2 separate regions of the Homo sapiens genome follow, and region 1 is linked to region 2. Evidence: chromatin contacts called from ENCODE Hi-C or POLR2A ChIA-PET data. All regions are on one chromosome and are shown on one strand. The core of a region is the stretch at or near the end of the contact, and the rest is flanking DNA. Distances in the headings are between cores, read along the strand shown.

What was found. A loop is a pair of places that touch in the nucleus more often than their neighbours do. ChIA-PET counts read pairs that join two places held with the same protein, here RNA polymerase II (POLR2A).
Region 1: a map of IMR-90 shows a loop between it and region 2 (4-fold over the local background). The contact joins two enhancer-like sites. A Hi-C loop is called at or near these places in 2 of 168 maps with a recorded cell type or tissue (DLD1 and IMR-90). POLR2A ChIA-PET finds 5 or more read pairs at or near these places in 10 of 52 experiments (BJ, Caco-2, H1 and 6 more).

What each region holds. Positions count from the first base shown.
Region 1 is chr3:150,515,942-150,522,716 of GRCh38, forward strand. No RefSeq gene overlaps it. Among named protein-coding and RNA genes, the nearest start is that of SERP1, 27 kb to the right of the region's middle. RefSeq lists enhancers at 4,156-4,656, 4,657-5,157. Within about 2 kb of position 3,235, at least 5 of the 41 ENCODE cell types and tissues checked have a DNase peak (open chromatin) inside an H3K27ac peak, as active enhancers do; they include PC-9, where a contact is called at or near this core.
Region 2 is chr3:150,464,825-150,471,667 of GRCh38, forward strand. TSC22D2 (TSC22 domain family member 2) reads left to right here. Exons shown (of 3, transcript NM_001303264.2): 3 at 1-1,598. Among named protein-coding and RNA genes, the nearest start is that of TSC22D2, 60 kb to the left of the region's middle. RefSeq lists an enhancer at 4,404-4,904. Within about 2 kb of position 4,852, at least 13 of the 41 ENCODE cell types and tissues checked have a DNase peak (open chromatin) inside an H3K27ac peak, as active enhancers do; they include PC-9, where a contact is called at or near this core.

The sequences.
Region 1 (6,775 bases), core at 1,985-4,484, 50 kb after region 2:
AGTAAAGTAGCAGGACACAAAATCAATATACAAAATCAATTGTATTTCTACAGAGTAGCACTGAGCCAACAGAAAATGAAATTGAGAAAACAATTCCATTTACAAATACATCAAAAAGAATAAAATACTCGGGAGTAAATTTAACAAAAATGTACACTCAACACAAACATTGTTGAAAGAAATTAAAGAAGACCTAGTTAGATGGAAAGTATCCTATTTTCTTGGATTGGAAGATTTAATATTTAATTTAAAATAGCAATGTTTCCACAAACTGATCTATGGATTCAATGCAATCACTGTCAAAATACAAGATGGCTTTTTTGTAGAAATCGAAAAATTCATATGGAATTACAAGGGACCCAGAATAGCCAAAATGATCTTGATAAAAAGTAAAGTTGGGCCAGCACTTTGGGAGGCTGAGGCAGACAGATCACTTGAGTTCAGAAGTTCGAGACCAGCATGGCTAACATGGTGAAACCCCATCTCTCCTAAAAATACAAAAATTAGCCGGGTGTGGTGGCATGCGCTGTAATCCCAGCTACTCAGGAGGCTGAGGCAGGAGAATCACTGAACCCAGGAGGTGGAGGTTGCAGTGAGCCAAGATTGTGCCACTGCACTCTAGCCTGGGTGACAGCGAGGCTCTGTCTCAAAAAAAAAAAAAAAAAAAAGGAATAAAGTTGGACAACTCAAACTTCCTGATTTCAAAACTTTCAACAAAGCAACAAAGCTACAGTAATCAAGATAGTGATACTGGCATAAAGCTAGACCTACAGATGAATTGAAGTGAGAGTCCAGAAACAAACTCTCACAATGATGTTCAACTGATTTTGACAGGGGGCCAAGACAATTCAATGGGAAAAGAATAGTCTTCAACAAATGATGATGAGACAACTGGATAGTCACATGAAGAATGAAATTTGACCTCTACCTTACAATACATACAAAAATTAACTCAAAAATGGAACAAAGACCTAAATGTAAGAGCTAAAACTATAAAACTCTTAGAAAAAAAACATAGGCATAAATCTTATGACTTTGGGTTTGTTACATACGATGCCAAAAGTACAAACAACAAAAGAAAAATTAGAGAAGGTAAACATTATCAAAATTTTTAAATTTGGGGCATCAAAGGACACTATCAAAAAAGTGAAAAGATTAGTTAGCCAGGTATGGTGGTACACACCTGTAGTTCCAGCTACTTGGGAGGCTAAGGCAGGAGGATCACTTGAGCCCAGGAGTTTGGGGTTGCAATGAGCTATGATTGCGCCACTGCACTACAGCCTGGGCAACAGAGCAAGACCCTGTCTCTAAATGAATTAATTAATTTAATCAAAGTTAAAAAATAAAGTGAAGAGAAAATTCACAGAATGAGATAAAAATTTGACAAATTGTATATTTGATAAGGGACTTATATCTAGAATATATAAGAAACTATTACAATTCAATAATAAAAAGGCAAACTACCCATTTTTTTAAAAACAGGCAAATGATCTAAAGAGACATTCTCCAAAGAAGATATGCAAATAACCAATGAGCAAACAAAAAGATGCTCAACAGCATTAGCCATCAGGAAAATGTACACCAAAACCACAGTAAGATACCACTCACACCTTCTAGGATGGCTAAAATAAAAAAGACAGATAACAAGCTTTGGTGAAGATGTGGGTAAATTGGAATCCTCATACACTCCTGGTGGGTGTTGGGAACAAGCCCCTCAAAATCTGGCTGTAAACTGGCCCCAAAACTGGCCATAAACAAAATCTCTGCAGCACTATGACATGTTCATGATGGCCATAACGCCCATGCTGGAAGGTTGTGGGTTTACCGGAATGAGGGCAAGGAACACCTGGCCTGCCCAGGGCAGAAAACCACTTAAAGGCATTCTTAAGCCACAAACAATAGCATGAGCAATCTGTGCCTTAAGGACATGCTCCTGCTGCAGTTAACTAGCCCAACCTATTCCTTTAATTCAGCCCATCCCTTCGTTTCCCATAAGGGATACTTTTAGTTAATTTAATATCTATAGAAACAATGCTAATGACTGGCTTTGGCAGGTGGGAATGTAAAACGGTGCAGATGCTTTGGAAAATGGTTTGACAACTCCTGAACCAGTTAAATATAGTTACCACATGATCTAGCAGTTTCACTCTTACATATATACCCAAGAGAAATGAAAACATATTTCCACTGTCCACACAAAAACTTGTATACAAATGTCCATTGCGGCATTATTCACAATTGCCAAAAGGTGGAAACAACCCAAATGCCCATCAGCTGATGAATGGATAAATAAAATGTGGTATACTCAATATTTTTCAGCAATAAAAGGAAATGAGGTACTAATGTAGTCTACAACATGAATGAACCTTGAAAACATGCCAAGAAGCCAGTCACAAGGACAAAATATTGTGATTCCATTTATATGAAATTTTCAGAATAGACAGATCTATAGAGAGAAAGTGGATTAATGGTTTCCTGGGGCTGGGGAAATGGGGTGATCAGGTTGGAGGTGAAAAAGAACAAACTCTTGCTACAGGCAACAGTGTAGATGAATTTAACAGACATAGTGTTGAGTGAAAGAAGCCAGACACAAAATAGTACATACTGTATGATTCCATTTATACAAAGTTCAGGAACAGGTAAAACCATTCAACGGCAAGAGAGTCAGCAGCTGTTACCTTTTGGGGTATTGGCTGGGAGTAGGAATAAGGCAGCCTTTTGTGGTTTTGGGAATGCTCTATTATCTTAATCTGGAAGGTGGGTACAAGAGTGAGTGTGAGTATGTATGTTTGTGAATACATCTATGTTAAAGAATTCATTTAGTTGTACACTGAATATTTGTTCACTTTACTATGTAAGTTCAAGCACAATAACAAAAATTGTATAGATAAAATAAAAAGTACTATCCCACCAATCTAGTTAGCTTGGGAGCTTCCCTATAACTGAAGCAAACTGGATCAAAATGCTTCTCTCCTCTTCTCCAGGGCCACATAGTCTGCATATTTTTAACTTTTCCTCTTCATGGCTGCCTTCGATTGTCACTAACTGATTTCAGAGAAACCTTGAGGCAGAGAAACCTTGTGGCTTCAGGGAATGCCAGAACTTGGACCTTTAGGTCTCAGAACCCCTCTAAAAAGGTTTTCCTTTATGGCTGAGGCCTCTTTCTCTTTCCAATTGAAGGCTTATCAGGAAGGAGGGTTCCCAGGAAGCAAGCTGGGCAGGCCTACGTACTTGAAGTCTCAGAGAGTCATATAATTAAAACTCCTTTGTATTGCCTGGGTTTTCCTCTCATTATGCAGTAACCACACCCTTTTTATAACATTTATGATGTTACCTGCACATATACTCACTGGGAAACAATGTGAAGTTAAGCCTAGATCTGTGACTAACACCATAAAAGCAAAACAATCGCTCTACCTCATAGGAGTGCTGCTAAAAAGACACAAAGACATATTTTAAAATATTTACGTTAAGAGCAATACCATAACCAGGTAACATAGATGAAAACTTCATAAACTGAAAGAGGTCACACAAATGACCAAGACATAGTTTTAACTATATCATGGAAATCTCCAAAAATTATGTTCATCTATAAAGTAAGTGAAAGCACCGGAACAGCTTCCTCCAAATGAGCCTTGTAAATGGATCTACTAATAACACACTCCACTCTTAAATCTGAAAATAAACCAAGCCAATATTAAGTGAAAAGTAACCTCTGGTAAAACTGACACGCCACTTTAGGTAGCTGCAGCCATGCAAAAGTTTGATATCAAAGTATCTGAAAAGCATAGCATTCACCAGTTGTCGAAGCACCGTTCCGGGACTTGCAGCATCAGCTTCACTTGAGAACCTGTTAGAGATGCACATTCTCGGGCCCCAACTCAGGCCCACTGAATCAGAAACTCTGGGAATGGGGTCCCCAGCACTCCAGGTGTTTTTGTTGTTGTTGTTTTTGGGGTTTTTTTGAGACGGAGTCTCGCTCTGTTGCCCAGGCTGGAGTGCAGTGGCGCGATCTCGGCTCACTGCAAGCTCCGCCTCCCGGGTTGACGCCGTTCTCCTACCTCAGCCTCCCGAGTAGCCGGGACTACAGGCGCCCGCCCCCACGCCCGGCTAATTTTTTGTATTTTTAGTAGAGACAGGGTTTCACCGTGTTAGCCAAGGATGGTCTTTATCTCCTGACCTCGTGATCCGCCCGCCTCGGCATCCCAAAGTGCACTCCAGGTTTTAATTACCTCTCGGGTGATTGTGGTGCACGCTCAAGTTTGAGAACCTCAGCTGTACCCAATTACTTTAGGTGGGCAAGGGCTTTCTAGAAGATCAAACACTTCAAACACCTGGCTTCAGCTCACAAGCACGGGACAAAAGCTCTCGGTCCTCTTCCTTGTTCTCCGCGGGGTTTGTAGTATGAATCTCAGGTCACAAACTCGGACTATCACCTTAATTCAGACCCTCCCTCCCGGAGTGATCTAGGTCGTGTGTCGTCTCTCCTTCTCCGCTGTTGCAGCACAGATGGAAATGGAATGGGTCTCGCTTGCAGTCTGTCACGACCTCCACTGACTTCTTCAGGGTGGTCGCTCGCGGTGGTCCTAAGGCGCTCTCATCCTCCACACCTCGCTGGGGGACCGGCGATCTCCTCCAAAGGGTCGCCCCAAACCCCGGCCGCGCCACCCCCAGCTCCAGGGGACCAGCAGCTGGCAGCTCCGCTCTCCCACCCTCAACAATGCCGGGTTTCCTCGCTTCTCCGGCTTTTACAAGAGGTCGGGAGAACGTTTGAATTGTGGTTGCTTCTTCTTTGAATCTTGCAACATTCCTGAAAGCCCTACGGAACCGAAATTTGGAGAGAACACAAATAACAAGTCTAAAAATTATCTTGCCACAGGATAGTAGGTGCTTCCTACCATTACCTAAGTAATTTGACACCATATATTATTTAATACACTTCAGGGTTATACATAAAGGTAAAATGTGAAAGCTTGCAACTAATAATTACAGCAATAAGCAAACACATGTTTTTCCTCTTTAGTTTCGCTTTTTAAAATTATCAAATTATTTTTATGGACACAGTAATCAAAATAGAAACAATTTAGCCTAGGAAATTTAGCAAGACTCCATCTCTACAAAAAGTTAAACAATTACTTAGGTGTGGTGGCTGGTACCTGTAGTCCCAGCTACTCCGAAGGCTGAAGTGGGAAAATTGCTTGAGCTGGGGAGGTAGAGGCTACAGTGAGCTGATCACACCACTGCATTACAGCCTGGGCAACAGAGACCTTGTCTCAAAACAAGCAAACAAACAAATATATTTTACATTTTTAAAAAACACCCACATAACCCTATCACAAAAAAATCCACCAAGCTAATATTTTCATATTCTTTTCCCATTTTAGTATGTATATATCAGTACACATATTTTATGTCCTGCCCTTCTCACTTATTATTGATTTCCATGTTACCAAGTCACCTTGTTTCCATATAAGCTTTATGAAATTAATTTACAGGAACTACATGACACTGATTATAATATGCACATATCCTTCAACCTATTATCCACTCCTCAGATTCTACTTAAGTATTCTTTTTTAAGTATACTACAGTCTTTTCTCCCCTGTAAGTTTTTCATTTCTTCCCACATTTAGAGGAAACAATGCTTTCCACATCTTACTGCACCCCCTGGCTCTCTTCTGCTCAGTAACAGCAACTGTCTCAGTCAAGCGCCTCTCTGTGGAACACTGCTGTTCCTTCACAGACAAAGCCATAAAATCAGTGAAAAGCAGAGCCAGCTGCTCGCCCACTGCTAGAGGAAGAGGTCATCTCTCTTGCCTTTTATCCCATCTCAAAACATGTTATCCCTCTAATGCCTTTAGAGTTCCCTGGACTGGGCATACAGAGGTGTCCTCAAAGTGTTTTCAGAACTCTGATAATATAGGAGCAAAATCTGCTGAATCTTCCTTCCTAGAAACAAAAGTGATAAGGCCCAACCTTGAAATCTAGATGAAAATCCTGAATGTAACTTCATCTTTCAAGTTTCTGCAGTGGTTTCCAAAATGCATTTCACAGGGAGCTGTTTGGCATAGGTCAATGAAGAATGGATTTTCTGTTCCCAGAACCTTAAAATATTTATACTCTGTGCATATTCCAGAAATCAACAATAGCCCCCTACTGCCCATCACCAATTCTTCCATAAATAGATAAAGCACCTAATAGGTAACTCCCTGACAGTGGCTAGAATCAAGTGTTCATTTAATGGCCCCTTAGAGTTTCTCAGAAGTTTCTGGAGAAAATGGGAAGAATGATGTTAAAGTGCAGTCAGGTGTCACTTAACAGGAACATCTGAGAAATACGTCACAATTTCACCATTATGTAAACATCTTATGCTGTACTAAACCTAGATAACATAGCTTACTACACACTTAGGCTACATGGTATAGCCTATTGCTTCTAGGCTATAAACCCATACAGCATGTTGCTGTACTGAATGTGGCAGGCAATTGTAACACAATGGTAAGTATTTGTTTATCTAAATATATATAAACATAGAAAAGTTAAAGCATTGCATTATGACATTACGATGGCTTATGACAGCTATGATGTCACTAGGAAATAGGAATTTTTCAATTTCATTATAATTTTATAGGAGCACCGTCATATATGTGGTCAAATGTTGACCAAAACATTACTATACAGTACCTGACTATAGTTCCTTTGCTTTATCCCTGACTCCTACTCCAAAGTTTGGCTCTATCAACTGAGCAAAAGATAGAGGAAAAAATACTGTTTT
Region 2 (6,843 bases), core at 3,602-6,101:
ACACATTTTTAATACTCTAAGTTGTAGATAATGAAATTGATTTAAATCAAAGTTAACTAGAATAGGATTCATGTGTCATGAATTATATTGTCTATTGTCTCATAAGCAACAAGTGACACTTATTATCTTGGCTGACAAAATCAGCTACCATTTAATGAACCAAGTTAAGAATAACTCAGGTGACTGATACCAAAAATAAATCTCTAATACAGCTGAGAATCCAGAAACACAAATAATATGTTGAGTAAGTAATAAAAGTGACATTTCAAATTAGTAAGGAAAAAATGGATTATTCAACAAATAGTATGGGATAGCATAACAATTTAGAAGAAATATAAAGTTAGATCTTTCACAAAAATTAATTCTAGCTAGACTAGCAGTTAGTCTTCTACTTTTTGGTTACTCCCTTTTAGAAATTGGAAGCTATGAAGCTATATACCCTGTCCATTTGAAAATGCACATAAGCAAAGAACTTTACAAATAGGTTATAAAGAGAAGCTCAATCTCAGCAAAATAAGGGAAGTGCACATTAAAACACAAGAAACCATCTCAGATCCAACTAATATTTAGCGTGCATACAAATCAAAAGCTGGAAAGGGTGTGGAAAAACAGGAATACATTGCTAGTGAGCATACAAATTGGCACAGCCTCTTTTAAAGACAATTGTGTATCACCCATTAAATTTTAAAAGTCACATACCCTGTGACCTAACAATTCCAACTTTTAATGTCCTAAAGAAACATACATGTGTTCACAAGATAGCCTGTACAATGATGTCAATTGCACCTTTGCTTGTACAGTAGACCCCCTTATCTGCATTTTCACTTTTTGAGGTTTCAGTCATCCAAGGTCAACCACAATACAAAAATATTAAATGGAAAATTCCAGAAACGAACATAAGTTTTAAACTTCAAACCTTTCTGCATAGTATAATAAAAATCTCTCACTATCCCTCTCCATCCTGCCTGGGACAGGAATCATCCCTTTGTCCAGTGTATCCACAATGTATACACTCATTATATACCCATTTTATAATGCCCATTAGTCATTTCTATTATCAGATCATAAAAAAACATAGTACATAGAGGGTTTGGTATTATTCATGGTTTCAGGCATTCAGTGAGGGTCTTGGAAAATATCCTCCATGATGGGGGAGCTACTGTAATACTATGAAATTGGAAAAACCAAAATACTCATCAAGAGGATGGACTATGGTACACATGATGAAGTATTAAGTATCAATGAAAAAGAGAGAGTCCTACATGTCCGGCATGGAAGGATCTCCAGGAGACAATGTTAAAAGTTTGGGGGAAAAATTGAAAGACAATACCTGTAATACATATGATACTAGTGATGTTAAATCACATCACACACACACACACACACACACACACACACACACAAATACTGTATAGTGTACTTCTACAAGTACATATTTGTGTATTATATAGAGAGAAGGTCTGGAAGGATACTAACCAAACTGTCAACAGTAGTTTGGTAGCGTGCATTAGCTTTAACTGTAATGTTTGATGTTTTTGAATATGCATTTATGTATTGTTTGTGTAATGACAAATTAATAAATTAGAAATAAAATAAAATAATGTGTTTTCTTCTTGTCTGCTGCTAATGTTTCCCCCTGGTACCTGGGGTCTCATCATGTTCAGCATCTTTCCTCCCCAGGAATATCTTCCCCCCCTACCTGTTTCTTCTACTTCGCCTTCTCCCATGGCTTTTTCACATCAGTATTTATACAGGCTCAATAAATAACTGGCCAATAAATGAGTAGACCACCTCCCCTAACTGAAAATATGTTCCCTTCACTTGCTTTTTCAGCTCCTTCCTCTTCCTTTCCACTTTTTCCTCTTCCACGTACAGCTTATCACAAACGCAGTCTGGCTTTAGCTCCCATTGTGCCACTGAAACTGTTCTTGTCAAGGTCATTGATGATCACTTTGTTGCTAATTCTATCCCATATCTTATTGAACTGCTTTACTCCTAATTTCTCTTTATGATCATTTCATTACTCTAGTAGTTTTCTATCTCTTCATTTTCTAACTTCACTTTTTTTTTATAAAGAGTTTCCCTTATAAAAAGTATATAGTTGAATTTTCTTTTCTGAACCAGGCAACACTTCATTCCATGAAATAGAATAAGTGTTCCCAATTTTTTTCTTTTATAGAGATGAAGTCTTGCTATGTTGCCCAGGCTGGCTTTGAACTCCTAGGCTCAAACAATCCTCCCACCTCAGTCTCCCAAGTAGCTGGGACTACAGGTATCCACCACTGTTTCTGGCTTGAATTTTTAATTTCTTAACCCAATCTGTCTTTTGATAGAAAAATTTAATCCATGTCTATTTCATCAGTGGCATATTTGGATGTATTTCTGCCATCTTATTTCATGTTTTCTCCTTAAAATGCTTTCTAGACACCCCACCCCCGCACCGGCCACTGCCTTGCCACACACACACCCTTTTTCCCTTTTCTTGGCTTTCATTCAGTTGTTTCTTATTCATTTTTGATCCCTCTTTTGGTTGGGAAGTTATACATTCCAGATACATTCTTCCAGTGGTTACCTTACAATTTTGTTTATCATTTTGTTGTGGATTTTTCAACCATATACAACAGTGAACTGTATAATGAACTCCCATGTACTTATCACCTAGCTTAAACAATTATCTACTCATGGCCAATCTTGCATTATTTATACTCCCACTCATTTCCCCTCCCCAGGATACTCAAGAATGTCACCCCCCAGAAGGGAGTTCCAAGAGGAGGAGGAAAATGTGAACCCCAGGACGGAATTCTAGGGGGAGGAGGAGAAAGGGCTCTGGGACCTACATATGGGGCTTAAAGTGAAGAGCCTAGGAAACTTGGGGTGAGAGAATGCCAATACTTAGAAAGAATCCATGATCCTCTGGATTATTTTGAAGGAAATCCAAGATATCATAGACTTTATCCATATATATTTCAGCGTATACCTCTAAAGGACAAGGATTTTTTAAAGAAAAATTATAACTAAAATACCATCACCCCACCTCAAAATGAACAATTCCTTAATATTACTAAAAATCTACTCAATGTCCACATTTCCCTGATTATCATAAATTTCTTATGGTGTATTTGTTTGAATGTGGGTCAAAATAAGGTCCATACACTGCAATTGGTTGGCATTCCTCTAAAGTCTCTTTTAATATGTGGGCTCCCCATACCTCTCTTTTCATCTTGAAATTCTTCAAGAATCTCAGTTATTTGCCCCATAGTTTTTTCTGAAGTCTGAGTTTTCCTAATTGCATTCTTATAGAATCCTCTGTCCCTGTATTTCCTAAATTAGTTCTAGAAGTTTAATCAGATTTATATTTTGTCAAGATTAATTCATAAGTGGTGGTATATACTTCCATCATATAATGTCTGTCTCTATTTTGTGATGTTGGAAGCATGGATAATCATTACCTAGACCCATTAGCCTATTAATTCTATTATCCCTTCTCACTCATTAGCGAAATACTTCTCTAAAGAGAGACTTGCCCTTACCAACTATTCAGCTACCCTGTGGTACAGTTTGTATAAGAAAGGGAGAGACTTAGTTCTTTCCTTTTATTTCCCAGTTTTCAAAATAATGAGTTGAGTACCTACAAAGGAATAAAAATAAATAAGGCATGATTAGGGAAGACTTACTCTGATATTTTATTCTGGGAAGAAGGAAAAGAGAATGCAGTGAGTTGATTTAGGATGCTATGACTCAGGTGTTAGTAGAGAGAAGCCAGGAAAAAGCCCCCAAAAAGTTGATAACAGGAAATGGCGACCTGAAGATTTGTCTGTTTACTGCTGAGTCTGGAAGCAACTTCTAAGTGAAGAGTACCTTGAGGGAATAGGGGTGGGAAGCCCATGTCTGGGCAGAGAAAGGGCTAGTTCAGAAGAAGCAACTGCAGGTAAGAAAAGCAGGTCGGTTAGCCCACGGATTCAGAGAGTGAAAAGTTACAGAAATGAGCAGTGGATTTTTCTGGGTTTACTTTCTGCCACACAGAGACTAGACATACTATCCTTACAATCTGACCATGAACCAGGAAGTTTACTAAGAAAGGCTGCATGGGGTAGGTAACATTTAGCACATGCAACAATACTTTTTATTTTATTTTATTTGAGATGGAGTTTTGCTCTTGTCGCCCAGGCTAGAGTGCAATGGCGCGATCTCCGCTCACAGCAACCTCCACCTCCCGGGTTCAAGCCATTCTCCTGTCTCAGCCTCCCTGGTAGCTGGGATTACAGGCATGCGCCACCATGCCAGGCTAATTTTTTGTATTTTTGTAGAGACAGAGTTTCACCATGTTGGTCAGGCTGGTCTCAAACTCCTAACCTCAGGTGATCCACCCACCTTGGCCTCCCAAAGTGCTAGGATTACCGGCGTGAGCCACCGCGCCCGGCCAACATGCAACAATACTTCTAAGCAAGGCGATACAGATCAGCAACTCTGGTGCCGATGTGTTCTATTTCCTTTGGTATCTGTGTCTTGATTCTTCACGCAGACCAATTTTGTTATCATCTTAATGGTCTTTCCCATAAGGAACCCACTAAGAGGTTTCAGTGTTGGGACATTAGCTTAAGAACCTAGGTAGTCAGCACGAGAACCTAGGTCTGTGGGACTCTCCTATTAATGACTCCTCTTACCTACCATTCTCCAGCCAGCGTTGTCTCCTGTTCTTCTCACCTCCCCCTATTCCATCCTGCCCCGAGTAGTCTATTCGTGCTAAAGCATTCACTGAGAAAAACTGTAAAGGGAGAGTCCCTTCTCAGAAACACCAGCTTCTTTTAAAATGGAACTTTTGAAGACCTCCCTGTTCTGTTCTCTGGAGAGAGTGAACAAGTAGAGACTTGGCAATAGCTGTGGAAACACCGCCAGCCTCTTGCTTCCAGCAACCTTGAGTTCCAAACCTGTGAGTCTTAGTTTTATATTCACTGACTTCAGCTTCCTGAACCCATCCCAGTTCAGCATTAGGTAATGGCTGTGATGACAGCTGACTCATCTGGTAATGCAGCTTTCCTGGAGGCTTCCTCTGCTCAGATAATCACACTCTGGGAGGGAAAAAAGGTTACAACAATCTTCTACCCCAGGATACTCAAGAATGTCATCCCCCAGAAGGGAGTTCTACGAGGAGGAGGAGAATGTCAGCCCCAGGAGGGGAGGTCCAGCGGGAGGAGGAGAAGAGGCTCTGGGCCCTACATAGGGGGTTTAAAGTGAAGAGCCTAGGAAACTTGGGGTGAGAAGGTGCCAGTACTTAGAGACAGAAACTGAGTGGTATAAAATGGAATGAGAATCCCCTCATTGCCCTTTGACAGCTGAGAAACTTCAAACTGGGCCCCGTTTGAGGGTAAGTTCTGCGAGAGTAGAGACTTCTACTTATTTATTCACAATTGTATTCCTGGTAACTAGTACGGTGATGTATTGCTTGACAGAAATACATTCTGAGAAATGTGTCGTTAGGATTTTGTCATTGTGCAAACATTATAGAGTGTACTTATACAAACCTGGATGATCTAGCCTACTACACACCTGGGTTATATTGTATAGCTATTGCTGCTAGGCTATAAAACTACAGCATGTCACTGTACTGATACTATACTGTGACACATGGTAAGTATTTGTGTACCTAAACATAGAAAAGGTACAGTAAGGATACAGTATAAAAGATTTAAAATGGTACACCTGTATAGGGCACTTACCATGAATGGAGCTTGCAGGACTGGAATTTGTTCTGGGTGAGTCAGTGAGTGAGTGGTGAGTGAATACGAAGGCCTGGGGGCATTACTGTGCACTACTGTGGACATTATAAACACTGTACACTTAGGCTACACTAAATTTATTTTTAAAACATTTTCCTTTAATAATAAATCAACCTTAACTTATTGTAATTTTTTTTTTTGAGACAGAGTCTTGCTCTGTCTCCCAGGCTGGAGTGCAGTGGCATGATCTCAGCTCACTGCAATCTCTTCCTCCCAGGTTCACGACATTCTCCTGCCTCAGCCTCCCGAGTAGCTGGGACTACAGGCAGCCACCACCACACCCGGCTAATTTTTTTTTGTATTTTTAGTAGAGACGGGGTCTCACCGTGTTAGCCAAGATGTTCTCGATCTCCTGACCTCGTGATCCACCCTCCTCAGCCTCCCAAAGTGCTGGGATTACAGGCGTGAGCCACTGTGCCCGGCCTTTTTTTTTTTTTTTTTTTTTGAGACAGGGTCTTGCTCTGTCACTCAGCCTGGAGCATAGTGGTATGATCATGGCTCACTGCAGCCTTCACTTCTTGGATTCAAGCAGTCTCTCACCTCAGCCTCCCGAGTAGCTGGGACTTACAGGCACATGCCACTGTGCCTGGCTAATTTTTTATAGAGATGGGAGTTTCCCTTTGTTATCCAGGCTGGTCTCGAACTCCTGGCCTCAAGAGATTCTCCCTTAGGCCTCCCAAAGTGCTGGAAATACAGGTGTGAGCCACCATGCCCAGCCACTGTAACTTTTTAGTTTTATAAACTTGAAATTTTTTTAACTTTTTTACTCCTTTGTAATAACACTTAGCTTAAAAGGCAAACACATTCTATAAGTGTACAAAAATACTTCCTTTATATTATTATATAAGCTTTTTTCTATTTTAAAATTTTTTAACTTTTTAAACTTTTTTGTTGAAAATTAAGACACAAACCCACATATTAGCCTAGGCCTACACAGGATCAGGATCATCAACATCACTGCCCTCTACCTCCACATCTTGTCCCACTGGAAGAGGTCTTTAGGGGCAATTACATGCATGGAGCAGTCATCTCCTATGAGAACAATGCCTTCTTCTGAAATACCTCC